Regions from separate parts of the Homo sapiens genome. Here region 2 is linked to region 1. Evidence: chromatin loops called from intact Hi-C (ENCODE). Cell type or tissue: PC-3. All regions are shown on one strand. Links, peaks and the distances in the headings refer to the core of each region. The heading gives the core; the rest is flanking DNA.

Evidence for each region. Peaks named below come from ENCODE experiments on the same cell type or tissue, not always from the same donor. Only the 100,000 strongest peaks of a DNase experiment are listed, where the experiment ranks them.
Region 2: it touches region 1 in a loop (15-fold over the local background); 2 of 110 quality-filtered maps call a loop at or near these places.

Annotation. Positions count from the first base shown.
Region 1 is chr1:72,616,882-72,632,881 of GRCh38, reverse strand. All of the region lies in intron 3 of LOC105378797 (a long non-coding RNA gene), which reads right to left. Among named protein-coding and RNA genes, the nearest start is that of LINC02796, 140 kb to the left of the region's middle. In PC-3, for the core only: CTCF peaks have their summits at 9,282 and 9,488 (motif pointing left); a DNase peak (open chromatin) is centred at 9,451; H3K4me3 peaks cover 372 bases.
Region 2 is chr1:73,091,581-73,107,580 of GRCh38, reverse strand. It overlaps the pseudogene KRT8P21. Among named protein-coding and RNA genes, the nearest start is that of LINC01360, 210 kb to the left of the region's middle. In PC-3, for the core only: a CTCF peak has its summit at 7,176; no DNase peak of the experiment used is centred there.

The DNA.
Region 1 (16,000 bases), core at 4,909-12,908:
TAAATATGTACAGTTTATTATACATCAATTATGCTTCGATAAAAGCTGTAAAAACGGATCAGTTTATTCCTGATCAACAATGTTCAGGTACATTTCTTTTCTTCTTTATGGACAACCTTATTTCTTAGTTTTATCAAATTAGTTTTATACTACGCTTTAGTCACCTTTTTTCTTCTTATAACATTAGGTATTCTTGTTCACTCAGCTTAATAAAATCAGCAAGCTTAATATATTCCCTATTTCAACAATTAGAGAATATATAACCAAATTTACAGCAAGTTTTTAGGTGTTTCAAATATTTCTGCATGGAGTTGGGTAGGCAGCTGATTGGTTTACCTTGGAGAACAGATACTTTTCGGAGGTAAGAATAAATTTCTAAAAAGAAAAAATAAGCCTGACAAGATATAAATTTAAAATTTTTTATAAAATTAAATTTGAGATTCAGAAATACGTTTTTGAAGATGTTGAATACAGATAGTGACTTCATGAAGTAAATAATTTTAGTATGGTTTGGGATTGGGTTTATGGTGTGGAGAATTTTTAACATAACCAATAATTTCAGTTGCACATATTAGGTATACATATAATAAGGCCAAATTTATAAATTAGTAAAATAAACAGGATTACAATATTTCAAGTAAAATGATATTTTTAAAGCATTAGTCACTTTTTAATTAACCACTATAAGCAATAGATATTGATTTATAAATGAATACCTTTTCATTTCTGAAAGCAATATCTGCATGTTTTATTAAAAGTAGCAGGTATTTTTATAAATCAAAAATTAATTTATAACTCTATTTATCTGTTAAATGTAAAACTGAGCAAATTACTCAGATCATGAAAACAAAAAACTTTGCCAAATTGTCACACAGACATTTCAAGCAATAGTGTTTGGTTAGTCTTCACTCTCCCAGTTAACTGTTGTTATCCCCAAATTTTGTGTGTAGACGCTGTTTTACAATTGGTAGGAGCCACTGTATAACTATATCTTTGGCCTTATTATGCTAGTTCCTCCATTTGCTTTGGATGCTATAACGTTTTATTTGCTATGTCTGAATTAATAGCTCTGTTCCAATAACAAACTAAAATGTTCTCCAGGCAACTTCAATATTCTAAGGAAAACATGGTCCAAGCAATCTATTTTCTGACACTCTTTTACACTTACCCATCCACAGTGATGGAAAAAGTGACATAGTATAGATCTGCAAGTGACAGATTCCCAGCCAGGTTTGTTTCCCCAGCCCTAAACTCACTTAGCAACTCAGACAAAAGAATTTGCTGATGATGTCCTCTACATATACACACAGCCCAACTTAAACACGTTCTCTGAAAATCAAAATGACACAAATGTCCTAAGAATCTATATGCAGTTAGAGAACTCTTGCAAAACAGCAAGAAATAAAGGGTAACACTCCTAAATCATATTCTTTGATAGTTCAGCTTCTCTGACCTAAATGACTCTTACTTCTTCAGTCTGTTGTAACCCATGTACTGAAACACATCCACAAAATCAGAAAGATGGCAGAAAAAGACATGAAATGAAATTCAAAACAGAAGATAATCAGTGAATTGGTAAGAATCAAATTAGGCAATTCTGAAACATGTATATGATGGAAGATTGTAAAACAGTGATAAGAGAGTCAGTGGAAAATAACTGATTAAAGTATACAAGTTAATATTTTCAGAATAATTTACTTAGCAATGTTATACAAATCTCTCAACTAGAAAAGACAAAGCATCTTCATAATCTAATTATTTCAAAAATTCTGTTAGCATAATAATCCAGTGCCATCCTTGGCATGGTATTGCTATTGAGTGCTTCAGTTGCCATCATGGCAAAATCATTTAGAGAAAGTAGCTGTTCATTTATATAAAAAAACTGTTTAGAGTATCACATATAAATAAAATATTTTGATTGAATAAAAATGGTTGCTATAATATGTTAGTATAAAATAATCCCAAGGAAAACACTTTTAAGTAATTAATTACTTGATATTTACAATGGAATAAAGCACATTAAGAACCTTATGATAAGGAATTAAAACACAAAATACCAAACAAAGGAAAACTTCAGTGACATTTTAAACATTTCTGATATTTCAGCTTAGCGCTAAAGTTAATAATATGCTAAATGTGCAGTGTCTTACACATGGTATATTCTCAATACATCTCCATTTGAATAAATGGAAGAAGAAAGTGTCCATATGAATCCTATAAGTCTTAAAATTATATTTATTCTATTGCTCTCATTGCTATTGAGTTTCAGAATGCATTGTGCTATGAATCGTATTTCCATATAATCCAGTAGAAATTGAGTTTTACTGCTTATATTTTAAATAATTAAACATATTAAAATATTGACATAGATAAGTTTTACAACGAAATGTCTGTAAGGAATAAGGAATATAATCAATGTATTACAGATTTAAAGTGTTTTGGTTGAGGTCACTAGAGTCCAACCCTGAGCTAAATCTATTTTATTAACTAACGGCAAAATATTGATTTAAACTCCAAGAAAAGCTGAAGGGATAAGAGTTACGTAATGCTGAGATCAATTTAGTTACTCGCAAATCACATGGTACCAAAAAGAATATTTTTAAAGAAACCTGAGAGATAAAGAATTTTAATAAAAGATGAATTGTCTTAATTAACTTCAAAGAAGTGTGGTAAGCAAAACTTCTATCACATATTCTCTGTCCAAAAGAGAGATAATTATGAGAACAAACTATTTGTTAAACAATATTTTGGGTAATTTATATTTATTAACTCTGAATTCTTACAACATCCCTATGCATTTGCATATTTTGTAGGGGGAAAAATATAGCAAAAAACAAGCCTTTCGTGTTCATCCTGTAGGCAATCTCACTGTAGATTCTTTGCAACTACTCTACACTGCCCCTAGGTTGTTCAAATTTATGGGAGTTTGGTGCCAGGAGGAACACCAAGGTCTAAGCTCTCATATTTTTGGCAGATTTTTTTTGTCATACATTTTTCACTTTCCAATGGGCAAAAACTATAAGACATTTTTGGCAATGCAATTCCTGTATATTACCTCTATATTTCAATATTTTTATGATGTATGATTCGAGGCATTTTAAAAAGCATTATTAAATGGTATTACTCTAATTCAGTTTGAGGCACAGTGATATTTTTCATAGCATCTCTGGGAAACATCATGTGCTTATTAGAAGGGAAATATTCTGACATCAATACCTTTAGGCAGTTTGGTTGAAAGAGAAATGCATTTGAATATGATTCTCATAATATAGACAATCATAGCTGCATTTCAAGTTCAGAAAGAGGGAACAGCTTTACTCCTAAATAAAAACAGATATTATGTCAGAAGGTTTTAAAATCCATGCTCTTCAAAAGCTATAATATTCAGAAGCCTAGAAAAATAATCTGATATAATCCAAATAAACACCCCTGTCTGTCACATAACCTTTAATTATGATATGGCAACTGTAATTTCACCTAATTAGAAAAGGTGAACCCAATTTTGAATTGCAAATTATATCTTTTATGAAAGCTTTTATGAAATTAAGCCATCCTTAGACTGACAGACTCAGTCAGTATGGTTTGAGGTGCCCTATGATGTGACATTTTTGATAAATCAGTGAGCCATCCCAAAACGCTTCTAGATGGAACCAGTCACTGGTTTTGATGCTAGTAGGTACAGCTTTCCAATTAAGACTTGCGGTATAATGTATGAGGGTTGGCACTCTAACCCCCTCCAATCTCCCTGAACTCCTGTTTTCTCATTTGTAAATGGGGATAAAAATACCAACATTTTAATGAAATTATAAGAGCTAAACAAGAATCATAGGAAAATACTCTGATAGGCACTCAAATCATTTTAACTGAATTTAGTTGCAATTAATTTAGGATTGTATGCTTTTGATGATACACAATTCTACTTAGAGTAAGGGAAATCTTTATTAAGAGTAAAAGCCTAGACTATTTTTTAGTTTTACAATTAGTTTTACAGAAATTAAACTTTCACTTTCACTGGTTGATTATGTAATTTTACTCAATAAAAATAAATTGAACAAAAAGGATTAGAAGTTTTAAATCCCTAAGATTTTTAAAATGACTAGCCTAATGAATTTTGGTTGAACAAAATATTATTTAAAATGTAGATGTGAATAAAAATTCCAATGTTCTATTGAGAGTAGCAACTAACAGACATTTTTGTGAACGAATTTATTATGAAATTACACAGATTAGAGGAAAAGTTTTAAGATCCTTTATACTAAAGGCACAGTCCAGGCTTCAGATTTCAGTCATTTCAAACCTTATCAAAAACTAACATTGTCCTAAAATTGAAATTATTCATTTAAAAATAGGCATCCTAATCAAACCTTCAAAGTGTCTGAATGACAACAAGAAAAAAGATCATTGTATTAAAAGAGCAAACACAAAAATATATATTGAATTTTTTTCTCTAAAGTTTAAAAACACAACCCAAAAGAGTTTTTTGTGTTTACTAGTCTATAGATAATTTCAAAAAGTTATTAATGCAAAGCTTCTTAGATTTTAATATGCCTAAATAACATTGAGAAGTGAACCTTACTACTAGGTCTTATCTTAATAATGTATTATTTTATAGTTCTGTTATCTGGTGAAAATAAATGAAACAAAACACCAGCATGACAGCAAGCACAGATATTCTATTGCTAAGTTTTCTACCAGTGCTCCCAGAGAATAGAAGGTAGACCTGAAGAAAAAACACTTTTAGTAAAGGTGAGAGTCTTTCAGCAGAATTTAGAGTGTTATTTTTCAAATATAATTTCAAGAGAATTTGTATAAACTTCTCCCCACTATTGAGAATGGCATTCTGCAGAAAATTCATCAGCATATATTGTGCAAGGAGAATTATGGGCAGTAAAATGTTCAAAGAGTGTTACAACTTTTAATTTTCGATTTCACATGAGTTTGGACAATGGCTGGAAGAAAAAAATATATACAGTTCATTCAGTCTATAGTAAAGATAGAAAGGTTTAAAGGTTGAAACTTGAGGAACTAGCAAAAGATCTTGTGAACTTTAAAAATATATGTAGAATATTCCATAAAGTGATGAAACCGTTCTTGACAGGAATAGCACAAGCACTCGTCTCACAACTCCTGGATAAAGATTGAGCTATGTTCTTTAGGCAAGGAGTTGTAATATACATGGGAACATGTTTCAATAATGACTATCATGTATGAATTGGTACTGTTCATTCTAAATATTTATCATTAAACTTAAGCACTAAGCAAAGTCAGTCATTTTTAAGATTTTATTAACTACAGAATGAGGGTTTATATAAGATCCACTAGAATATAGACAAATGAAAATGTTTTACAATAGGTCAAAACGGAAGCAAAATTTCACCTTCCCATGTTAATCCAAGGTCAAGAATAGGTGAAAACATTAAACTTCACCTAACTTATAAATTCCCATTAAAATAATTCTCATTAAAAGTAAAAAGAAGTTGGTTTGACAGTTTTAATCATTAATAAATTAACCAAACACTTTAGTATCATGTTAATATATAGCAACAACTACTCAAATATTAATAGGTTTTGAGCTGACAACCTTGGAGTATTTCATTTTTGCTAATAATGGTAAATAGTATTTTTGTGCTATTGTAAAGAACTGGCAGGTAGGAATCATATCTTTGTACATATTAAAATATCAATAATTAGGTTTCTGTTTTTATTTAGTCACTACTTCATTTTAGTCCACTGAGCTGAAATTACTTGCATAGGGGTTACCGAGGTCTGACAGCTATGTTGGGGAGCACCTACAGTCAAGAAAAAGAACCTAATAGAACTTTCTTGTGAGGGCTGCCAATGAATTTTTTTCTGAGGATGATACGCTTTCTTTCTCTTTTCCTTTTTTTTTTTTGTTTTTGAGACCGAGTCTCATTCTGTTGCCAGCCTGGGCTGGAGTACAATGGCGCGATCTTGGCTCACTGCAATCTCTGCCTCCCGGGTTCAAGAGATTCTCCTGCCTCAGCCTCCAGAGTAGCTGGGATTACAGGTGTCTGCCACCATGTCCGGCTAATTTTTGTATTTTTAGTAGACACGAGGTTTCACCATGTTGGCCAGGCTGGTCTCGAACTCTGACCTCAGGTGATCCACCCGCCTTGGCTTCCCAAAGTGCTAGGATTACAGGTCTGAGCCATCGCGCCTGGCCAATACACTTTCTATATAATGTACTCTTTTCTCATTTTTTTTTTTTTTGCTGTGAGTACGCTGCACATTTTCTTTCACATAAAATGAATCACGCATTCATGAAAGCCAAAAACAGGTGCACCTTTCTATCCTACAGCTAACTTACAGTTTTTAATTACTTTGCAACCCTTGAACATATTCTTTTTTGGAAATATGTGACTGGATCTTTCTGACATTAACAACTGGCAGGAAAATAAATTCAGGTTTTTCTTTATTCCCTGTATTTGCCTATATTAAACAAGGAAATAAAGCAAGTAAAATAATGTGAAAAGCAGAAGCACACTCACAAAGATTTACCATATCTCTGATGGCTTATTACTTTATATTAAACCATAAAGACCTTAGGAAAATGTATTTTATGTGTCTTTTAGTGCAATCACATTCATTGCCAAAATTAATGCTCTTGCACCAGACTGCCTGGGTTCAAATCTTGCCTCTATTATTTATTATCTGTGTCTACTGGAGCAAATTACTTCCTTTCTTTGATCCTTTAGACTTCTGAGTTTATAACATGGGAATAATAATATCTATCTAGTAGAGTTTTGTGATGTGTACATGAATACAAAAATATTGTTAGATCTGTTTCTGATACATAGCATATTTTCAATAAATATGAACAACTATTATTATGTGACTTGGATCTCTCAAACAGATTGGAAGCTACTTTATGACAGTGGTAAGGAATATATCTATTACTAGTCTGGTACTCTTGGTATCTCCCAAAGACACTAAATATTTCATGACAACAATGGTATTGGCAACAGTAACGACATTGTTACTTGGTCATACATATATTAATAATAATCATCTTAAATATAAATAGAAGTGTTAGTCAAACTTTGAAGCCTTGAATGACATGATTAATGCATTTAGTTGGGGAAAATGAACAGTGAATGCACACAAAATGAAATGATAAGAAGTGAAAAAATAAGGAAACAGAAATGAGAAAGATATTTAAAAAGGGAAAGAAAGACCAATAGTAGAAAATGGCTGGTATTTTTCTCATTGATGCCTCCCCAGCTCAGAATAACCAAGAATAAATACAAATTATCCAGTCAGACACACAGGAATGAATTATAAATAGTACAGTGATATTCATCCTGAAATATCTGTTTCCTGAAAGAAGTAGTTGCATTTGACTCTTATTACATATAAGTTCATGACTTTGAAAAAAAGCTAACTGTTTTTCTATAGTTGTGTTTGTTGTGTTAACATTAATTTTTAAAAACCTTCTTAGGGAACAGTGGGTCAAATACTAAAGAAATTTGAAAGCTCTATCTTTAATTTGTCCCATTCATCTTTAAGTAATTTTAAGAAGTCTCAACCTAGTAATTTTTTGTTTGAATAAATCCATGGTGGAAATAGATGAACTGTTTTCATGCCTAAAGTATTCAATATCATTACCATTCAAAATATTTTTGAGCGCCTACCATATCAGAGCCATATTAGAAGTGAGAGTGGTATAAAGAGACATGATACAGTCCTATCAATAAGGGGATAATACAGATTGTACCTGGAATGTAATAAATAACACAGATCAGCAAATGCTAGGTATGAATGATAAAAACTGAACTTTTTATAAGAGTTCTACAAGCAGAGTAGAAGCAATACTGTTGTTACTGCTGAAAGTTTTCTTTAGAAAGGCTTTTCAACAAGTATATACCTTTCATCAAGTATATTTGTTTCTGTCACAACAGTATTACCAGTCTACAAATGGGAAGTGATGGAATCAAATGATTATGAGAAGTAAACTATAAATGTTTATGATTTCTGCTCTGCTCAGGTGATGAATCAGCACAGTAATATTTTCAGCCCTGAGTTTTAGCCCAGGTTTTGCAGCTAAGCTAAAGCAGTTTCCAATACAATTTTATAGCAATATAGAATTTCTTTCAAATAACAGTGACTATCCTCCAAAGTTAATCTAAAATGTTCAGCCAGTTTACCTCTTGTTGAGACAAAAGCAGTTGCATACACTTTTGAGGATATAGGCTTCAATACTGTTCCTTAATGAAAGTGAAATTATCCAGGAACATCTAACGTGATGTGACATGGTTGATATGAGTATATTTAGGAGACATATGAAGAAAACGAGGGGGTTACGATCTCTAGAAAGAAAGAAAATATGTGTCTCAAGCTATATATTTGCCATATAAAACAATCCCACACTTAGATTTCAAGCAAAATATTACACAATACCAGAGTAGGAAATACAAATGTTATAATGCTACCTTTATATTTTCTAAAATCCCAAATTGCTAAGAAAAACAATGAATACCAAAGATTTTGCAATAATCTTACAAATATAAGCAAATCATGGTCATCACCAGGAAATTAGATGCAATCAAACGATATGTCAATTGTGGTTCTTTTTTCTCATCATGACTTAGTCCTCAAATCAAATTTCATGAATAACTCGGGAGTCTGATTTAATACAATCATGAATTCTAACATTGAGGACATTAAAGTATGTCTGTTGTCTAGCCCGTGCTTTACCCAGACTAATAAAACAAGGGTGCTTAGCCATCTTTACTCATACTTTCTTGTTGTTTTTCAGTAGACTGCTTTATGTGCCATATTAGAAACAAAAGCTTGAAAAATGTCAAACCATTTCTTTCCTTGCATGGAAGTAGAAACATCAGATATATTTGAACTAAATAAAATAGTTTCATTTTGCTTAGACTTCCTTTGGTAACTAATTCAACTATAAATAGATTAAAAGTAACATAAAAATTTGAATAAAGTAGAAATAAATATATAGTTATTACATTAACTAGGGTGCAGGTAGAATACAAAAACCATCCCAGTGAATGTAAGAAATATAATTTAATACAAATAATTATTAACTAGAGATTGAAGAATTCAGAAGACAAATTGGGAACAACACCACGGGGTCAGTGAGGTAACATCTGCAGGGAGCAGCACTAGCCATGGAAGAGTTCTAAATTACTAGAACTTAGTGACTTGGAGCAGGGCTTCTCTGGAGCTGAAATTCAGACCTCTGACTGGCGTTGCTAAGATCAGAGGAGGTGCCCTATGGGTCTGGCATACGGACCTATGAGAAGCATACATCAGTCAGCTGGTTCTGGTGTCTCTGACAGGCTTCAAATCTGGTTTAGTAAGTACTGGGGAAAACGTAGTGTGGAATCAACTGTCACTGTAAAGAAATGTTGGCGGGTGTTATTGACAGGACCAGAAAGCAAGTAGGAAGCATATAATGACAGCAAAGCCTTCTTCCTGCTGCTGTATAGTTTCTTTCTAGTGCCCTCTATTGGCAGATCCTGATAGGAAGATAACCTGTTAAAACAGAAATGAGGTTTACTGAGTCTCAGATTCAGAACCATATGAAAGCTTTTAAAAGGATGACCTTGAAGCTGAAAAGCAGAGGATATTGTGACCAAATTTATGCCAATATTCAACAACTTAGATGAAATGGGAAAATTCATCGAATGACACAAACTACCACAATTCACTTAAAATAAAACACACACACACATAACAGATAATCTGAGAGCCGATTATGAAATGAAGGAATTGAATTTGTAGCCTAAAATGTTTTCAAAAAGAAAATTCCAGAGCCATATAACTTTACTGGTGGATTTACCAAACATTTAAAGAATAAATGATACCACTTCTACATAATCTCTTCCAGAAAATTAAACATAAGGAAATTTCTTCTCAGCACATTCTAGAAGGTCACCATCACCTTTATACCAAAATAAGGAAAAGACTTTACATGAAAATTTCAGGATAATATCTATCATGAACATAGACAAAAATGTTCTTAACAAAGTGTTAGCAAATCAAATTCAACAAAGATAAGATAAAAACAGATAAAATAGGCCGGGTGTGGTGGCTCACGCCTGTAATCCCAGCACTTTGGGAAGCCAAGGCAGGCAGATCACCTGAAGTCAGGAGTTTGAAACCAGCCTGGCCAACATGGCAAAACCCTGTCTCTCCTAAATATAGAAAAATTAGCCAGGCGTGGTGGCGGGCACCTGTAATCCCAGCTACTTGGGAAGCTGAAGCAGGAGAATCGCTTGAACCCTGGATGTGGAGGTTGCAGTGAGCTGAGATCGCACCACTGCACTCTAGCCTGGGCACGAAGAGTGAGACTCTGTCTCAAAAAAAAAAAAAAGAAAAGATAAAATATGATGACTAAGTGGGTATTAGCTCAGGAATGCAAGCAGATTTAACATTCAGAAGCAAATTAATTTAATTCACTTTATTTACCAACTGAAAAGGAATACCCACAAGATAATCTCAATAGGCAGAGATTGAAAATCTAACATTCATTCCCATTCAAAACTCTCAGCAAATCAGGAACAGCAGGGAACTTTCTTTGCCCAGTGAAGGACATCTACAAAACCCATATAGCTAACATCATATTAATTCATGGGAAACTTAATATGGGAGAATTATTTACTGCTAAAATTAGGAAGAAGGCAAAGATGTCCACTCTTACCAATTATTTTTACATTGGGCTGGAGGTTCTAGCCAGTGCCATAAGCAAAGAAAAAGGAAATAAAAGTTACCCAGTTTGAAAGGAAGAAGCAAAATATTGTTTTTCACAGATGACATTTTTCTATGTAGAAAATTAAATGAGTTATATGAAAATAAAAGCCATGGGAACTAATATGTGAGTTTACCAAGTTTGACAGATACAAGATAAATATATACATAAGTGAATTTCATTTCTATGTACTAACAATGAAAAAATTCAAATTAGAATTAAGAAAGTCGTATATTATGTTAAAAATATGAAATAGGCATAAATAAGATAGAATAAATGAAAAACTTATACATTGAAAATTACAGAACATGGCTGAGAGAAATGAAAGAACACCTAAATAAATGGAGAAATATAGCTTGTTCATTGGTTGGGAGAACTCAATATGGTTAAGGCGTCAATTCTCAAATTGATCCATAGCTTCAATGCCACCCTAATTAATGTTCTCACACACCTTTTTGTAGAAGTTGATAAGCTGATTCTAAAATTAATATAGTAGTATAAAGAATAGCCAAAACAACTTCAGAAAGAACAAAGTTGGAAGACCAAGAAAGTTTAATTTGAAGACTTATTTTAAAACCACAATTACCCAGAATATGAGATTGACATAAAAATCAACAAATAAATCAAGGGGACAAAATAGAGATCTAAAAATAAACCAACTCATACATTGACAACTGATTTTTGACAAAAGGGCAAAAGTAATTCAATGAAAAAATAAGAGTTGTTTCATTCAGTGGATATTAATATTTAAAAAAAAATTAACTAACTTTGATACATTGCTCTTACCACCAAGAAAAAAAAAAATCAAAATAGGTCATGGACCTAAATGTAAAACCCCAAATTATAAAACTTCAATAAGCAAACAGAGGAAAAGTTGTTTTGATTTTTATGTAGGCAAAAATTTCATGGCTACATCACCAAAATATGATATTTGAAAGAAATGTCTGAAAAATTGGACTATATAAAATTGTAACATTTTGATCTTCTGAAGACACTGTTTAGAAAATGAAAAAGCCCAAAGACTGATAAATAATGTTTGCAAATTACATATCTGATAATGGACTTTTATCCAAAATATATAAAGAACTGTTAAAGTTTAATTATAAGCAAACTGATTATAGGAATGGAAAAAAATATTTGACTGGAGACTTCATCAAAGAGACTTCTTGTACAGGAGAAACCATTTTGATTTTTGGAGAAAAATAAATACAGAAAGGTGGATACCTGACATTAAAACACTGCAAGTCTCCAAAGAAAATGTGTAAGAAAAATATGAGTTGTGCAAAACAGGTCAAATGAAAAGTACTTTTTCAATCATGCAGTAAAAATGCTAAAATATTTTTACTAAATTGAAAAATCACCATGGCATATACACTATATTAGTTCAGAGAGTTTTTTTCCAGTTTGCAAGCCATTAGAGTATATCTTATTTATACATGTTGAACTGTACATGAACTTTCCAAAGTCATTGTTACACTGAGCTCATAGTTCTCTTTCAGGAAAAGATAAAATGTCCTAATTTTCCTCTCAAGTTTTCCGAAAGAATTCCATGAAGTGTCAAGATAACCTCATCTGTAAGTGTATTGTTGATTTTGGGTGCTCTACGTTTTCTCAATATTTCTGCTTATCTCTAGATCTGAATCACATGGAGGCAGATTTACTATTTCCATCTAAAATTCTAGAATCCTCCCCTCTTAACAGTGGCTGTTTTATGTTGTTCAGTATAGTTTTTCTAGCCACAACACCTATGTCTGCAAAATAATTGATTACCAACAAATACAAGTTTATTGGATGAATAAATCCTCTTCCATTTACATCTCGCAATTTTATTTTCATCTATACATTTTGCAGTAGGAATTCAATTTGACCAATAGTTGTATTCCAAAAGATTTTTCTGTACTTTACTATTGAAAGCTGGAGTTTCTACTAGAAATAGATCAGGATCTAAGAACTAACAACTTGACTCCATGGGTCTTAGAAGTTATGTTAGCTCTTTTAGGCTGAAAAGTAGGTATCTATCCAAAGACAATCACTAGAATAGTATGAAGCTATGACAACAGTGAGTCAAAAGTTTGAATCAAATCTTTTGTATGATTTGGATTTTTTAAATAATTTTTTCTATGTATTTTGACCTTTGTTTTCACTTTACAAATACCTAAGAATTTGGAAAATACTAGCTTACCAAAGAGAGAGAACACTAAGATTAGAGTGAATCCCAATGGATTAGCTGTCAGCTTTTGTACCTGAAGGAGTATTTTCTAATGAACAAGAGCAGGGTGATATGCATATGTGATTTAAAAACCTTTCTTATCAAAGCCCCAGGACCCCACAGATTCTAAGCTCTTATAACTACTGAGATGAAATATTAGGGGGAGTGGCTCTGTATCTATTCAATCATAAAGCACCCACACCACCAAATGATTTCAGGATTGGAAACTATTACATGACACAGTTGGTCTTCTTGTCTTTTCTCCCCCAGGCATCTTCTTTTACACTATCTCTAGATAGCTTTCAGAAAACAATATAATTTCATCACATTTTATCAAGTTTTACAAATTTCACCATATTTTAGGGATATAATAGATATACAAATAAAAGGTACATATTTAGGTTATATATTTAAGTTTTGAAACATGTATATTGCCAGAAAACCATCAGCACAATCAAAATTGTGAACAAATACATAACTCCCAAATGTTACTTCTTGGCCCTTTGTAATTCCAACCTTGTCCCTCCCTGCTTCCCAGGCAACTATTGATTTGCTTTCTGTCACTGTAAATTAGTTTCCGTATGTGCATGTATGTTATATAAATATTACATATTTAGTTGCATTTTATATAAATGTCATTATAGAGTATTTACTCTTTTTAATCTGGCTTCTTTCAGTTATGACAACTAATAGAGATTCATATAAGTGAATTTATCAATGGTTCATTTATTTTTATTGTTCAGTAGATTCCATTATATTCATATGCCCAAAGTTTTTTTATTTATTAACCTGTTGACTTTTTCTTTTCTAAATTCTGGCTAACACAAAGAAAGCTGCTATAAATTTTGTATACAAGCATTTGTTAAAACATAATGTTTCTTTTCTTAAAAGTTAAATACCTAGGATTAGAATGGCTATATTATACAGCAGGTTTACATTTAACTATTTAAGAAACTGCCACACTGTTTTTTGTATCATTATATGAATAACACTTTGTATAAATAATTGTACAATGTATATTCCTACCAGGAATATTTGAGAGATCCAGTTCCTCTAGATATTCGTCAATAAGCATAGTCAGTCATTGTTTTTCTCCATTCTTCTTCTTTTTTTTTTTTTTGAGACGGAGTCTTGCTTCTTCACCCAGGCTGGAGTGCAATGGCGTGGTCTCGGCTCACTGCAACTTCTGCCTCCCGGGCTCAAGCAAGTCGGCCTCAGCCTCCCCAGTAGCTGGAATTATAGGCACGTGCCACCACACCCAGCTAATTTTTGTATTTTTAGTAGAGACGGGGTTTCACCATGTTGGTCAGGCTGGCCTCGAACTCCTGACGTCAAGTGATCCACCCGCCTTGGCTTCTCAAAGTGTTGGGATTACAGGCCAGGCGTAAGCCACCGTGCCCGGCGGTTTTCTCTATTCTAACAGGTATGTCGTGAAGTCTAAGTGTGAATTCAATTTGAATTGTCTTAATGATTAGTGATCTTGAGCATTTTTTCCTGGGCTTATTTAAATATATATTCATTAGACTTAAATTTGCAATCCCATACCTATTGACACAAATTTTATTTTATTTCTCACATTAAGATAGAGCCAGATTACCTGAATTATAGGTTTTTTCTCATGCTTTGGCAATAATGCACATAAAAAGAAAGAAATCAATATGAACACAAGCGCTGTGTTCCTTTTTCCATTCTCATTCCTTTTCTTTCCCCAAGCCCATTATGTACATGCTTGGACATACACGTCTTCAATCAGTCTGTAACCAGACTGTCACTTTGAAAGCTCAACTTCTCTCTCCTGCTTTGCAGTGCTATTCACACCCTGCCTAAGTCAATCATAGGAAATCTTGCCATCTGCAACGCAGTAGACCTTATATCTGTCAAAAGAATGAGAAAAAAAAGAAACAGGACTGCACATCTCAGGAAAGACTCAAGTTAAGGTCAAACTCATTCAAAATCACTTGCACTGTCTTTTTATTATACTCCTTTTTGAACATGCAAAGCCAAATGGGTCCAAGAGGGAGAAAAGCTTCCTGTTCACTCCCAAACTGCAACATATTCAGAAGTGGACAAAAATACTTTGCTTTAAAAATTATGCGCTTATAGGAAAAAATTGCAGATAAGAGGAACAATACCTTCATCCCTGTAAAATGAAAACACTTTAAAAAATAGTGCTCAATATCATATATGCATATATATGTAACATATATATGTATACATAGGTATATACTGAAACAATTACTGACAAAGGCAGACATCTGGTAGTGTTGTTTATCTAAAAAAGCATTTAAAAGATTAGTTGCATTTATCAGTAGAGAATTTAAATTAACATTTTATAAAGTGTGCATTTTAGGGATTCACAAAGAATAAAAGTTTTGAAATTTTGATAAAACAACAAACAGTCATTGCTGTTTTTTAAAAAATAAAGTATTATTGAAATTAATGTTTCATTAATCTCCAGTTTTATTGTTTTAAAATGACTTCTTTAAAAGATAGAGTCTAGCTGAATCAAACAGGTCTACAGACTATGCCCTCCAATTCTATTAATAAACAATTTATTATTTTCTGTTAAATATTCTTGTCTCTGTTGTAAATGATACAGAATTTTTATTTGTAAGTCTCACAGGAAAAGTCCATACTACAAGTTTTGCCATCTATATTTGCAATTCCATGTAATATTCTGCAATGTATAAAGTATTATATAACAGACACCATGATACGATTGCCTTTATGCACTTAGCACTTTAAGTAGGTCACTATTCCAGGACAAAACAATTTGAATACAGTTAAGTTAGTATAATAATAATTTTTTATAAATTGAATTGCTTGATCCTATAATCTGTTAGTTTCTAACCTTTTGGGAGGACGATGCACTGCACTGAATATCTGACTACTTGCTCTGGTTCATCTTCACAAGAAAAACCTATGTATCACTGTATTATATACATTGAATGTTAACATAATTTCAGGATATTCATAGAATGAACATAGAGTGCTGAATCTGTGGAATCCAGGTTAACCAGCTCCAAGACTGCACCATCCAGGTGTGTCAGGTAGGCATT
Region 2 (16,000 bases), core at 3,491-11,490, 480 kb before region 1:
TAAGCATAAAATATATATACATATATATAATCATATGTAAAGTGATATATATTTTGTTAATTTCAATTTTTATTATAGATATGGGGTTACATGATCAGGTTTATCACATGGCTATATTGCACTGAGCTAGTAAGCATAGTATCCAATAAATAGTTTTTCAACCCACACTCCCTCCCTCCCTTCCTCTGTAGAAATCTGCAGTGTCTATTGTTCCTATGTTTATGTCCACATGTGCTCAATGTTTAGCTCCCACTTTTAAGTATTTGGTTTTCTGTTCCTGCCTTAATTTGCTTAGGATCATGGCCTCCAGCTCCTATAGATTCTGAATGTTAGACTTTTGTTGGATGCATGAATTGTGAATATCTTCTTTCATTCTGCAGATTATCTGTTTACTCTATCAGTAGTATCTTTGGCTGTGCTGAAGCTCTTTAGTTTAATTAGGTTCTGCTTGTAATTTTTGTTTTTGTTGCACTTCCTTTTGGGGACATAGCCAAACATTCTTTGACAAAGCCAAAGTTGAGAAGGGCATTAACTAGTTTTTCTTCTGTGATGTTTATGGTTTGAGGTCTTACATTTAAATCTTTACTTTATATCGAGTTAATTTTTGTATACGGTGAAAGGTGAGGGTCTAGTTTCATCCTTCTGCATATGGCTAGCCAGTTATTCCAGCACCATTTATTGAATAGGGAGTCCTTTCCCCATTCCTTGTTTTTGTCAGCTTCATCCAAGACCAAGTGGTTGTATGTGGGTTTATTTCTGGGTTCACTATTCTCTTCCACTGGTGTCTATATCTGTTTTTATGCCAGTACCATGTTGTTTTGGTTACTGCAGCTCTGTAGTATAATTTAAAGTCAGGTAATGTGATTTCTTCAGTTTTGTATTTTGCTCAGGATGGCTTTTGCTATTCTGGAACATTTTTGGTTACATATAAATTTTATTTTTTTTTCCCTTTTTGCAAATTATGTAATTGGTATTTTGATAGAAATAGTGTTTAACCTGTAGATTGCTTTGGGTAGTATTGATTTTTTTTTTTTTTTTTTTTTTTGACAGTTGGCAGAGCTAGCTGAGGTTTTATTTTGTAAAAAAACAAAAAACCAATTGAATTGTTATGTAGCTGGAGGCATGGGCAAGGGGGGTACCCCAGGCAGGAACTCCCCCAACGGGTGGGCTGAAGTCCAGGGCTGAGCCTTAGGTGGGTCTTCTCTTCCCTGTGCTCCCCTACACAGCAGCCTCCCTCCCGGGCTCTGGGGCAGCCAGCCGCAGGAGGGATAGTCTGGGAGGGGCTGCCATTGCTGTTCACTTGGGGAGGACGTCAGAGGACTCAGACACCAGCTTCCCATCGAGGGTCTCCATCTTCTTCACAACCATGGCCCTGGTGGAGCTGGTGCGGTTGAAGGAGATGAAGCCCGCCCAAGAGTCAAAGCTGGAGCCCAGGACGTAGCTGAGGCCGGGGCTTGTGAGGCCCCCATAGGTCGAGCTCAGCCCATCTGCCTAGCCGCTGGTGGTCTTCGTATGGGTACTTATGTTCTGCATCCCACACTCCAGCCAGCTCTCCTTGCCCTCCAGCAGCTTCCTGTAGGAGGCGATCTGGACGTCCAGGGCCAGCCTGAAGTTTATCAGCTCCTGGTACTCCTGCAGCTGCCTCGCTGCGTCCTGCTTGGCCTGCTACACGGCGGCCTCCAGCTCGGACAGCTTGGTGTTGGCATTGTTAAGGGCCAGCTCCCCATGCTGCTCGAAATCTGCCGTGGCAGCCTCCGGGGAAGCCCTCTGGCCTTTGAGGCCCTCAGTCTCAGCCTGGAGCCCGCTGATGTTCCTGTTCATCTTGGAGATCTCAGTCTTTGTATGCTGCAGGTCATCCCTGTGCTTCTCTGCCAGCATCTGCAGATCCTCATACTTGATCTGGTGCATGCTCTCAGCCTCAGCCCGGCTGCAGTTGGCAAGCTCCTCGTACTGCCCCTTGACTTCAGCAATGATGCCGTCCATGTCTGGGGGAGGCTGTTGTCAATGGATAGCACCACCGATGTGTCTGAGATCTGAGACTGCAGCTCCCAGATCTCCTCTTCAGACAGCTGCCTGAGGAAGCTGATCTCATCAGTCAGCCGTTCCAGGTGAGACTCTATCTCCACTTTGTTCGTGTAAGCTTCATCCACATCCTTCTCGATGAGGACAAATTCATTCTCCATCTTTGTAAGCTTATTGATCTCATCCTGGTACTTGTTCTTGAAGTCCTCCACCAGCCCCTGCATGTTGCCAAGCCCTGCCTTCAGCTTCAGCTTCTCCTGGCCCAGTCTCCAACTGCTGCCGAAGGTTGATGTAGCTGTTGAACATGTTGTCCATGTTGCTCCGAGGCATCTTCTGTGCTGCAGGCTCCACTTAGTCTCCAGCATCTTGTTCTGCTGCTCCTTGTTGATGAAGGAGGCAAACTTGTTGTTGAGGGTCTTGATCTGCTTCTTCTCCTGGGTGCGCATGGCCTGGATGTTGGGGTCCACCTCCAGGTTAAGAGGGCTCAGCAGGCTCTGGTTGACGGTGACAGTGGTGATGCTTCCCATACCACAGGACCTGCCATAGCCTCTGCCCAGGCCACCCGGGAAGCTGCTGCTGACCACTCGGGAGAAGCTCGAGGAGCTGATGCAGGCACCGGACTCACTCTTGTAGGAGCAGCTGCTGAAGGCCCGGGGGCCGGAGGTGGACACCTTGTAGGACTTCTGGGTCACCCTCATGGACATGGTGGAGGCAGGAGTGGAGGCAGGCAGGCTGAACCAGGCATAGATTCCAGAAGGAGAGGAGAAGCTGCTTCTTGGTCAGTACTGTCATTTTAATAATATTGATTCTTCTAATCAATGAACATAGAAGATTTTCTGATTATTTGTGTTGTATCTGCGTTTTACAGTTCTCCTTGTAGAGCTCTTTTATCTCCTTGGTTAGATGTATTCCTAGGTATTTCTTTTTTTTTCTAGTTATTGCAAATAAAATTTTATTCTTCATTTGGCTTTGAGAATTGACATTAGTGGTGCATAGAAATTCTACTAATTTTTGTACATTGATTTAGTGTCCTGAAGCTGTACTAAAACTGTTGATCAGTCCTAGGAGCCTTTTGGCAGGGTCTTTGGGGTTTTATAGGTACAGAATCATTTTATCAGCAAAGAGAGACAGTTTGACTTCTTATTTGGATGCCTTGCATTTTTTTTTTCTTGCTTGATTACTCTGGCTAGGAATTACAGTGCTATGTTGAATAGAATTGGTGTGAGTAGGCATCCTTGTTCCATTTCTTAAGGAGAATGGTTCCAGCTTTTGCACATTCAGTGTGATGTTGGTGATGGGTTTGTTACAGATGACTGTTACTGTCTGGCTTTTATTATTTTGAGGTGTGTTCCTTCAATTCCTAGTTTGTTGAGGGTTTTTATCATGAAGAGATGTTAGATTTTATAAAAATACTTTTCTGTGTCTATTGAGATGATCATATGGCTTTTGCTTTTAATTCTGTTTATGTAGTGAATCAAATTTATTGACTTGCTTTATGGTGAATGAGACTTGCATCCCAGGAATAAAGCCTACTTGATTCTGGTGTATTAACTTTCTGATGTGCTGCTGGATTTACATCCATTGTTTTGTTGTGTTTGCTAGTGTTTTGTTTATGATTTTTGCATTTATGTTTATAAGTGATGCTGGCCTGAAGTTTTTTTGTTTTTGTTGGTGTATCTTTGCCAGATTTTAGCATCAGGATGTTGCTGGTTTTGTAGAATGAGTTAGGGAGAAGTCTCCTCTCCAGTTTTTTTGGAATGAGTTCAGTAGGACTGATACCAATTCTTCCTTGTACATCTGGTAGAACTTAACTATGAATCCATCTGGTACTAGGCTTTTTTTGGTTGGTAAGTTTTTAAATACTAATCCAATTTCAGATCTTGTTACTGGTCTGTTCAGGTTTTCACTTTATTCCTGGTTCAATCTTGGGAGATTGTGTTTCTAGGACTTTATCCATTTACTCTAGATTTTCTAATTTGTGTGCATAGAGGTGTTTATAATGGTCTCTAAGAATCTTTTGTCTTTCTGTGAGATCAGTTGTAATGTCATCTTTGTCATTTCTATTGTGCCTATTTGGATTTCTTTTTCTTTGTTAATCTAGCTAGTGGTCTATCAGTCTTGTTTATTCTTCAAACCAACTCTTTATTTTTATTCAGAAAACCAACTCTTGGTTTCATTGGGCTTTTATATAGACTTTTTGCATCTCAGTTTCACTCAGTTCTGTTCTGATTTTAGTTAATTTTTTTTCTTCTTCTAGCGGGAGTTTGTTCTTTTTTTTCTGGTTCCTTTAGGTGCAAAGTTAGATTGTTAATTTGAGATATTTCTAACTTCTTGAAGAAGGTGTTTAGCACTATAAAATTTCCTCTTAACTGCTTTGGCTGCATCTCTAAGATGTTTGTTTGTTGAGTTACTATTTTTATTAATGACAAAAAATTTTTAAATGTCTGCCTTCAATGTTCACACAAGAATTATTCAGGAGCAAGTTGTTTAACTTCCATGTATTTGTGTGGTTTTGAGAGATCTGCTTAATATTGATTTCTATTTTTATTTCACTGTGGTTCGAAAGTGAGCTTTATATGATTTTATTTTTTTGAATTTATTGAGATTTGCTTTATGAGAGAGCATGTGGTTGATCTTAGCATATGTTCTATGTGCAGATGAGAGAAATGTATGTTATGTGATTTTTGGGTGGAGTGTTCTGTAGATGTCTATTAGGTCTAATTGATGAAGTATTGAGCTTAGGTCCAGAGTTTAGTTTTCTGCCTTGGTGGTCTATATAATGCTGTCAGTGGGTTGTTGAAATCTCCCACTGTTATTGTGTGGTTTTCTCAGTCTTTTTTTAGGCCATGAGGAACTCGTTTTGTGAATATGAGTGCTCCAATGTTGGGTGCATTCATATTTAGGATAGTTAAGTCTTCTTGTTGGATTGTACATTTTATCGTTATGAGATACCATTCTTTGTCCTTAATTTTTATTAGATTAATATCTGTTTTATCTAGTATAAAAATAGTGACTCCTGCTCTTTTTTTGCTTTCCATTTGCATGGTATGTCTTTTTTCATCCTTTTACTTCGAGCCTGTGGGTATCGTTACATTTGAGATGGATCTCTTGAAGATAGCAGATGATTAGAACTTGTCTTTTTTATATAGTATGCCACTCTATAACTTTTAATTGGGGGGATTTAGCCCATTTACAATCAGGGTTAGTATTAATATGTGAGATTTTTCTCCTATCATCATGTTGTTAGCTCTTTTTTATGCAGGCTTGGCTGTGTGATTGCTTCATAGTACCCGTGGGCTATGTCCTTAAGTGTGTTTTTGTGGTAGCAGGAATCATTTTTCTTTCCCTTCTTACTTTTTTGTTGTTGTTGTTATTGAGACAGAATCTCACTCTGTCACCTAGGCTGGCGTGATCGCGGCTCACGGCAACTTCCGCCTCCTGGGTTCAAGCGATTTTCCTGCCTCAGCCTCCTGAGTAGCTGGGATTACAGGTGCACACAACCATGCCTGGGTAATTTTTGTATTTTTAGTAGAGACGGGGTTTCACCATGTTGGTCAGGTTGGTCTCAAACTCCTGACTTCATGATCCGCCGGCCTCGGCCTCCCAAAGTGCTGGAACTACAGGCATGAGCCATCGCGCCTGGCCAGGAGTCATTTTTCTATTCCACGTTTAGCATACCCTTAAGGACCTATTGTAAGGCTGGTCTGGTCAAAACAAATTCAGCATTTGATGATCTGAGACAGATTTTATTTCTTCTTTACTCTGAAGCTTATTTTGGCAGGATATAAAATCTTTGTTGGAATTTCTTTTCTTTAGGCATGCCGAAAATAGGTCCCCATGGCCGGGCGTTGGTGGCTCACGCCTGTAATCCCAGCACTTTGGAGGCTGAGGCGGGCGGATCACGAGGTCAGGAGATTAAGACCATCCTGGCTAACATGGTGAAACCCTGTCTCTACTAAAAAATACAAAAAATTAGCCAGGCCTGGTGGCAGGCGCCTGTAGTCCCAGCTACTCGGGAGGCTGAGGCAGGAGAATGGCGTGAACCCAGGAGGCAGAGCTTGCAGTGAGGCTAGATTGTGCCAGTGCACTCCAGCCTGGGCGACAGAGCGAGACTCCGTCAAAAACAACAACAACAAAAAAAAAACACAAGAAAATAGGTCCCCAATCTCTCTGGCTTGTAAGGTTTCTGCTACAGGTCTGCTGCTACCCTGATGGAGTTCCCTGTCCCTTCTCTCTTGCTGCCTTTAAGATTTTTCTTTTGCATTGACCTTGATGAAACTAATGACTTAGTGCCTTGGGGATGGTCATCTTGTAGAGTATCTAGCAGGGTTTTCCTGTATTTTTGTTTTGTTTTTTTGGATTTGCATGTCAATCTCTCTAGCAAGATTAGGAAAATTTCTGTGGACTATACCCTCAAACATATTTTCCAAGTTGTTATGTTCTTTCTTTTTCTCTCAGGAAAGCCAGTGAGTGATAGATTTGGTCTATTTACATAATCCTGTATTTCTCAGATGTTTTGTTCATTTAAGAAAAAAATCCTTTTTCTATAATTTTGACTGACTGACTTGATTCAAAGAACCAGTCTTTGAGCTCTGAAATTCATTCCTCAGCTTGCTCTACTCTGTTAATACTTCTGACTGTATCATGAAATTCTTGTAGTGAAATTTTCAGTTCTAGAAGTTTAGTTTGGCTTATTCTTCATATGGTTATGTTGTCTTTTAGCTCTCAAAACATTGCACTGGATTTCTTGGATTGGGTTTCCACTTTCTTCTGAATATTACTGAGCTTCCTTGCCACCCAGATTCTGAATTATATGTCATTTCAGTTATTTCAGACTGGTTATGAACCATTGTTGGGAAGCTAGTGGACTCATTTGCAGGTATGGGGACACCAGCTTCTTGAATTACCAGAGTTCTTACACAGATTCTTTCTCTTCTTAGAGTGCTAGTGCTCTTTTAACTCTGGTGTAAGTTGAGTATAGTCAGTTGACTTTATTTCTGGATGTTTTTGGCAGGCTGAGGCTCTGGGTAGAGTCTTAATTTGTGGCCACATTTTTGCCTTTGGTTTCACAGTAGGGTATATTAGCAACGTATTTTTATTGTTGTAGTTTGGGCGTTGATTCACTAGATGGTGCTTAAAAGTCATTGCTTGTAATTAGGCTTTTACTCAGCTGGATGGCTTTTTTATATTTCCTGGTGTTTGCAGCCCTATTCTGTGGTGTGTTGTGGAGAGAGGTGACCCTCTCATGAGGTTGACTCTTGGGCCTTGGGGGTGTCCCTGTATTTGTTCGTTTTTATGCTGCTGATACAGACATATTCGACACTGGGTAATTATAAAGGAAAAGAGGTTTAATGGACTCACAGTTCTATGTGGCTGGGGAGGCCTAACAATCATGACAGAAGGCAAAAGGCGCATCTTATATCTCAGCAGGCAAAAGAGAATGAGAGGCAAGCAAAAGGGGAAACCCCTTATGAAACCGTCAGCTCTCTTGAGACTTATTCATCACCACAAGCACAATGTGGGGGAAACTGCCCCCATGGTTCAATTATCTCCCACTGGGTCCCTCCCACAACATGTGGGAATTATGGGAGCTACAATTCAAGATGAGATTTGGGTAGGGACACAGCCAGAATGTATCAGCCCCATTTGATCACTAGCACTACACCTGCATTTCTTTTCTTAGGTGTTCCAAGCCATGGGGTTCCTGTGGGCAGAGGCCACAGCAGGGAGATAGACCATACTTTTTCCAGGCCAGCCCTGTGGAAGGAGGCACACCCTACTCCCATGGCTCCCCATGAGCGCATGTGACTCACCCCTCTCAGTTCTCTGAGAGAGTGGGCTCCTCTCCTGCTTGAGTACTGCCCAGGGATCTCTGCTCAGCACTCACAAGATACACACTGCTGCCCTGGGATAATCTCAGGCATTTTGTCCGCTCCCCAGCTTGGGGGCAGCAGGGGCAAGGATTGTGGTAGCAGCAATGGCAGAGAACCTGTCAGTTGCCTCTGGTGGCTCCATCCCAGAGAAATATAGAGCCATGGTCAATTGGAGTGATTAGCTGCATCTCCTCTCTTTGAGAGCAGTATGCACTAGCTGCAATTGCTTCCTTGATGAATCCCTATGTGGCTGTTTGGATGATCCACTAGAAGAACTAGTGTTTGCTCACTATTCTGTCTCTTCTGTGAGAGCAGTGTATACCAGCTGCTTCTAGTCAACCATCGTGGTGCTTCTCAAATAATATTTTTGAAAATAAAAGTATATGGGTAATTTTGTCAAGAAGTGAAAAAAGAAAACATATATAAACATTGTTCACAAACAGCGATCTTGAGATTTACAAACATTCAAAATGAAAATTTCTGAAAATGTAATTTATATTGAATTTAGGTTTCCACGTTAAACGGAAACATTTGTGGTTACTTCTTTATCTCATTAGTAAAAATTTTATTTCTGTAAGAATTAAGTCTAATACGACTGAGAAAAATTAAATTATACATTATTTTACCCAAAAGATAAATATTATGTGTACTCTATGACTCAGTAATTCTATTTCTAACATATCTTGAGAAATTCTTTCACTTGTGTGCTAATAAATCTCTATAAGAATATTTGTAGCATTGTTGTTTGTATTTGTTAAAAACTGGAAACAATCAAAATATCAATCAATGGTGAGAGTAAATGAGAAACAATGGAATAGCATAGAACAATAAAAATGAGTGAATTCCATAAATCAATATGAATATTTCCTCCCAATTTAAGATGAGGTATAATTCCATTTATATACATTTAAAAATCAGGCTACATTTAAAAGTACTATTTAGGAATATGTATATTTTGCAAAACTGTGGTAAGAGAAAAAGCATGAAACTGATGTATACAAACTCAGAAAAGTACAAACATTTTCAGGTAGGGGAGATAATGTAATCAGGATGGTACACTAAGAAGAATTTTAAAATGTTTATTTCTTTTTTATTTTATGAGCTTAGATATTTCACAAGTAAATAAAATTTTTATTTTGAAAACATGATTAGATATATTATTTGGTATATATATTATATTGTTGTTATATCTGTTAAGTATAATATATAAGCACTCCTCTGTATATCTGCTATATTTATAAATTTTTAAAGGGAAGAAAAATATATTAAAGAATTTTTCTTATGAAGCTTTATCACTAAATAGCTGCAAGTTATTTAGATACTTGTGTATATTTCTTTTATTTACAAAATAAATGCACTAGAATTGAGTAATTTATTTATTAATTCTTTTTTTGTTGTTATAAGTATTAGGCATTTTCTATATTCCAAGCAATATGCTACCTTAAAGGCATGTAAAGATACAAGCTATGGCCTTTGCCATTAAACAGGCATTCTAGCACAGCAGCTGATGATGGCTCCTAGTTCTAAATTTATTTGCAGATAACAGTCAGTTGAATTCATTCCCCTCATCATGACAAAGGAAAGAATTTGGCAGGGACTCTGAGCTGGGTCTTTAACCTGGCAGACATTCACAGAAAGTTAAAGTGGATAGATAGAAGGAGATGACATATATGCAGAGGGAGTAAAAAGAACAAAAGTTTCTGGTTTGACATCACTGACATAAAATAAGGTAATAATCATACATATGAAATCATATTCTCACCTTGGGTAACAATAACATAATGATGTTTGGACTCGTAAGCATCATATTCTCTTTCAATGTATATACAAATTTTCAAAGCTTTAATAGGAAATGCAAGCACACTGAGAATGTATAAACTGGTAATGCTAAGGTTGAGTTGGTAGTTTATGATATTGCAGGGAAACAAAATCTATGTCTAATGTTCATGATTGCATTTGGACTTGCAAACTCTGTATTGTTTCTATTAGAGAGGTAAACTGCTTTGAATGCTTTATGGAGAACTTTAGAATTTATTCTCAAGTGATAAATTTTGCTTTTCTATTCTAAATTTTGAAATAAAAATTGTTTACCAGGTTTCTAAATTGAGTTCCCGAATTTTACACAAGTTTATAATGTATGTATCAGAAATCTTCTAGCAGAATAAAAAAATCAATCTAACTGAAACATAAATAGATGTGGATGTTGCCAACATTTGTTTGAAAATTTACATGCCAACTTTTGGTAAACTGAATTTAGTGATCCATTTTCAGAGTTTGAAAGGGATGCTTTGCTCCATAGAAGTATGGCTAAGCAACTTTACAATAAAAACTATCTGTGCTTCTGAACAGGCTTGGTTTAGGTTTGAAGGAAAGAAAACAGACACACACACACACACACACATACACACACATACAAAAATATGATTTGTGTTTTGAAATATTAAAACACTTAAAATATTAAGTTTAGGTCTGACCTTTCTATTTTTCCCCTTTCTCCCCAGTGCTCTAGGTGTGCCTTTAGTTATGGAAGCTAAAATTAACTGACATATTTTCCTTTAGTTTGGCCCCATATGTGTCTACTGAGTTGGCTTATGTCTGAGCTAATTGACAAGAGTGGCAATGTAAATGTTATGCAAATTAATCCCCTCTGGGACTCCTGTTTCTAAGTCCAATTGATGCCTATGCAAACACAGTACTTTGTAATATTTCAAGTCATTTAATTTTGCGGTTTATGTAGACATTCAGTGTTATTGACAATAATACAGAGGCCTGCTATGCTATTTATCTCTGACATTCTTTGCTTTAAACACATCACCATGGCTGATAAGTTTGAAGCACCTGAAATGAAAGCAGATAATGTTGTGATGATAAAATTAAGTCAAGGAAAATTTAAAGCTGTGCTAATAGAATTTCCCAACACACACACACACTCTCTCACACACACAAATACACACACACACACATCAAGATATGTAAAAATGTTCTCTGAAGGTATAACATAATCAGAAATAGAAATTCCCAGTGTCCATGACTGTTCAGATTCAAATGTTTATTTTTAAAATGTGACTATATTCAAGTTGGTTTATTTACATATTATATATTTTACCTCCCTATGATTTAGCCTTTGCAAGTACCTTAATGAAAATTTAGGACTCATCAATCTATTTCCAGAAGAATGCTTTGAAGATGTTAATGATCACTTGTTTTACTTCACAGGCTCTTATTTAAGATGATTGTCACATGTTGCCATTTCACATTGGAAGGCATTTTGTAAGGTTAATTTACAAGATGTCTCTTTCTCATTATTTTCATCTTTATTTGTCATATATAGTAAAATGAATCCATTTTAAGTATAGTGTTTATTGAGTTTTGACATATATAGGCATACCTGTGTAAATATCATAATAAAAAATATTCTATAATACAATAAAGTTCCCTCATACTGCTTTGCAGTCAATCTCCCAATATATCCTTACCCTCAGTCAAGCATTGACTTTCCTTCTGTCCATATAAATTATTTTTGCCTATTCTAGAATTTCATATGAATGGAACTATACAAATTTTAATCTAGGGGCTCTTTCATATTGGCTTTATTTTTTCACTAAACATGTTTTGAGATTCGACACTGGTTTATTTATCAGCAGTTTGTCCAATCTAGTTAATTTTTAAATTTCAGATATTGTATTTTTTATCCTTAGCAATTCTATTTTTATGCCTTTCATTAATCTTGTTATTATGCTTATATTTTTCTTTACATTTTAAAGAATATATGTAATGGCATATTTAAAGTTCTTGATTGCTCATTCCATCATCTCTTTCATTTCTAACACTTCAGATTAAATGTTTATTTTTTCCCCGAGTTATGGGAGATATTTTTGTGCTTTTTCACACACTGATTAATTTTTGATTGTATGATTGACATTGTGATTATTGCATTGCCTTGTGTTCTGATTATGTTGTCTTTCTTTAAACAGTGTTCTGTTTGATAGGCAGTAAATATACTATTGAATTGGATTTTCCTTTCACAGCTTAATTTTAATCTTTGGGAACATCTCAGTAACCTTTACTCCAGGGCTAGTTTAGCTGTACTACCAAGATGGAGTTACCCAACATCAGTAATTTTCACATTGTACCTAAATATCTCTTTGTTGTAGGAGGCTGTTTTGTGCATTGCATTTACTGATATTTAGTGACATCTCTATCCTCTATCCATAAGTTGCCAGTAGTACACCCTATAATTGTGAAAACCAAAATTGTCTCTAACATCCCTAAAGGGCAATATTACCTCTAATTGAAAATCTCTGTACTCGGAGGTTTCTACTAAATGTATCACACATTCAATGAAAACTCTACTCTGACCAGTTCAAAAGTGTGAACTCTCAAGATTTTTTATCTCTCATTTCTCCAGTAGTTTGTCTTTCTTCTAGAACTGTTTCTTGCCAATCCTTGTAATATTCTACCTTGTAAGTGTGCGGTTTAGTATTTGGCCAAAACACTTAAGGAAATTCATATACATGTTTCTGGAGCTCTTTTTCTACATAGCTCATTTATCTCTCACCATCTGTTCCAAAAATCCCCGTCACATCAATCTCCCCAAACTCTAAAGTCTTTTTCCTCAACCCTATGTGACTAGTATACCATTCATGTGATTCTCTGTTGACTGCAGGTAGAAAGCCAGAGAGATCATAGAGTTAACCTCTCTTATTTTTCTCCTGTAAGGATCATAGTCCTATACTGCATGTTGTACAATTTCTGAAAGAGTGGTTTTACATAGTTTGTTCCATTTTCTCTTGTTTGTATCAGGAGATCAAGTTCAGTTAGAGTTATCTTTTGATGGCCAGAGTAGAAACAGACTAGCAAAAACTCTAGACTGCTGGGTAATGTTTGAGCACACTTCTACCCTCATGAGTTGAGTTGAATCTTCACCTATAAACAAATGTGTTTGTTCCCAAACATGTTTATGCAGCAGGTATTTGTTAATGTAACCTCAGATTTTAATTATATAAAGTATTATAAAAATTGGTTTTTATGAAATCCAAGTTACATGTTTTTGAAGTTTAGATAAAAATAAGTATTAGTGACTAAAAGAAATATTATTGTTTCATTATAGGCAAAATAATTGTCAAAGAATGGGAAAATGTAAAGAGACTAGATGACTTTAAGTCATGTTTCCTTACAAATAGCTTCTATACCAAATTTAAAATTATAATTAACGACATTTTACTGTTTTTTATTCTATAAACACTAAGTGAAACTGCAGTTAGATTTCTAAAAGAAAAACTTTTTCCTATATTAAAATGTCTAAAAGAAACCATATATTTACAAATTATAATTAAAATAATGTTATTGTCAAAGACCAGCAGAGCAAGATGGCCAAACAGAACCCAGCAATTGTTCCCCGCACAGGAACACCAAACTGTACAAGTATCAATACAAGAAAGCACCTTCTTAAGAAGCATAAATCAGGTAAGCAATCACAGTACTTGGTTTTGGCATCATGTCATGAAAAGAGGCACTTAAGAAGGTTGAAAAGACAGTCTTTAATTGTCTACACCACCACTCCCCATCTCCTGGGAGTACAGCATGGCTTATAATGAGAATCTCTGTGTGTGAGGTAGAGCAAAGTGCCTGTGGGACTTTGCATTGGAACGAAGTGCTGCTCTGTCACAGTGGAAAGTAATGCCAGGCAGAATTCAGCCAGTGGCCATGGAGGGAGCATCATGACCAGTTCTAGCCAGAGGGACATTGTCCATCCCAGTGGTCAGAACCTGAGTTCCAGCTAGCCCCACCACCATGGGCTATAGTGCTCTGGGGCCTTAAACTTTAAAGACAACCCAGGCCACAGGGACTGTAATTTCTGAGCAAGTCTTGGTGCTGTCTTGAGCTCAGAGCCAGTGAACTTGGGGTGCATGTGACCCAGTGAAACACCAGCTGGGAAGGCAAAAGAGTGCTTGCATTACCCCTTCACTAACCCAAGGCAGTGCAGCTTATAGCTCTGGGAGAGACTCCTTCTTCTACTTGAGAAGATGAGAGGGGAGAATAAAGAGAACTTTGTCATCCACCTTAGATACTGACTCAGCCACAGTAAAATAAAGCGCCAAGCAGAGTCTTAAAGTCCCCATTCCAGGCCATAGCTCCAAGATGACATGTTTAGACCCACGTTGGCCAGAAGGAAACCCGTTGCCCTGAAGGGAAGTAGTCCTGGCAGAATTCATGACCTGCTGACTAAAGAGACCTTGGGCTTTGAATAAACATCAGCAGTAGCCAGGCAGCAGCCACCATGGGACTTAGGAAAGACCCAACACTATATTGGCTTCAAGTATGACCCAGCACATTTCCAGCTATGGTAGCCATGGGGAGACACTGTTTCTGCTTGAGTAAAGGAGATGGAAGAGTAAAAAGGACTTTGTCTTGCAACTTTGGTACCAGCTCAGTCACAGAAAAAAGAAAAAAAAAAAGCACCCAGCAGATTCTCAAAGTTCTCAATCCTAGACATTAGCTCCTGGTTGGCATGTCTAGACCAGTACTGGGCCAGAAGGGTACCCACTCCCTCAAAAAGAGAGACCAAGTCCTGACAGGATTCATCACCACTGACTGAAGTGCCTTAGGGGCTTGAATAAACATCAGTGATAGCCAGGAAATAGTTGTCATAGGCCTTAGGCAAGACCCAGTATTCTCCTGGCTTCAGATGTGATCCAGCACAGTCCAAGAGGTGGTGACCATGGGAGTGGTTGCTACACCCCTCCACCAACTCCAGGCAGCTCAGCATGGACAGAGAGATTCTATTTCTTTAGGGGGAAAGTAAGGGAAGAGAACAAGAGACTCTGCCTGGTAATCTAGAGAATGCTTCTAGATCTTACCCAAGATAACCAAGGTGGTACCTTGGTCTGCCAGAGTCACAGTGTTACTAGGCTTGTGTGGCCCCTAATGCACATACAGCTGTAGTTACCAAAGACTTATATCACAACACTCAATTTCCTTTGAATATGTGGAAAGCCTTCTCAAGAAGGATAGGTACAAACAAGCCAAGACTGCAAAGATTACAATAGATACCTAACTCTTCAATGCCCAGTCACCAACAAACATCCACAAGTATTAAGACCATTAAGGAAAACATGACATCATCAAACAAACTAAATAAGCCACCAGGGACCAACTCTGGAGTGACAGAGATATGTTACCTTCCAGACAGATAATTCAAAATAACTGCTTAGAAAAACCTCAGTGAAATTTAAAGTAACATAGAGATGGAATTCAGAATCTATCAATTAAATTTAACAAGGAGATTGAAATAATTAAAACCAATCAAGTAGAAATTCTGGAGATAGAAACTTTAATGAACAAACTGAATAATGTATCATAGTCTCTCAACAGCAGCGTTCATCAAACTGACGAAAGAATTCATGAACTTGAAGACAAGCTATGTGGAAATACACAGAGGAGTTAAAAGAAAAAAGAATGAAAATGAAGAAGCATATCTACCAGATGTGGAAAATAGCTTCAAAAGGGCAAATCTAAGGGTTATTAGCCTTAAAGAGGAGGTAGAGAGAGAGATTAGGGTAGAAAATATATTAAAAAGGATAATAACAGAATTTTCCAAACTTAAAGAGAGATTTCAATATTCAAGTATAAGAAAGCAATAGAACAACAAGTAGATTTAACCCAATAAGACTACTTCAAACGTTTGATAATCAGACTCCTAAAGCTCAATGGTAAAAAAAAGGATCCTAAACCAGCAAAAGAAAATAAAAGTAAAAAAAAGAAATAAACATGTAAAGGAGCTTCAACATATCTGGCAGCAAATTTCTTCAGGGAAGCCTTACAGGCCAGGAGACAGTGGCATAGCATGACATATTTAAAGTCCTGAAGAAAAAATATTTCATCCTAGGATGTTATATCCAGTGAAAATATCCTTCGAACATGAAGAAAAAATAAAGACTTTTTCAGACGAACAAAAACTGAAGAATTTCATGAATACCAGACCTACCTTATGAGAAATGAAAAAGAGAGTTCTTCAAGCTGAAAGAAAAGAATGTTAATAAGAGATAAGAAATCATCTGAAGGCAGACAACTCACTAGTTACAGTAAGTACACAGACAAATACA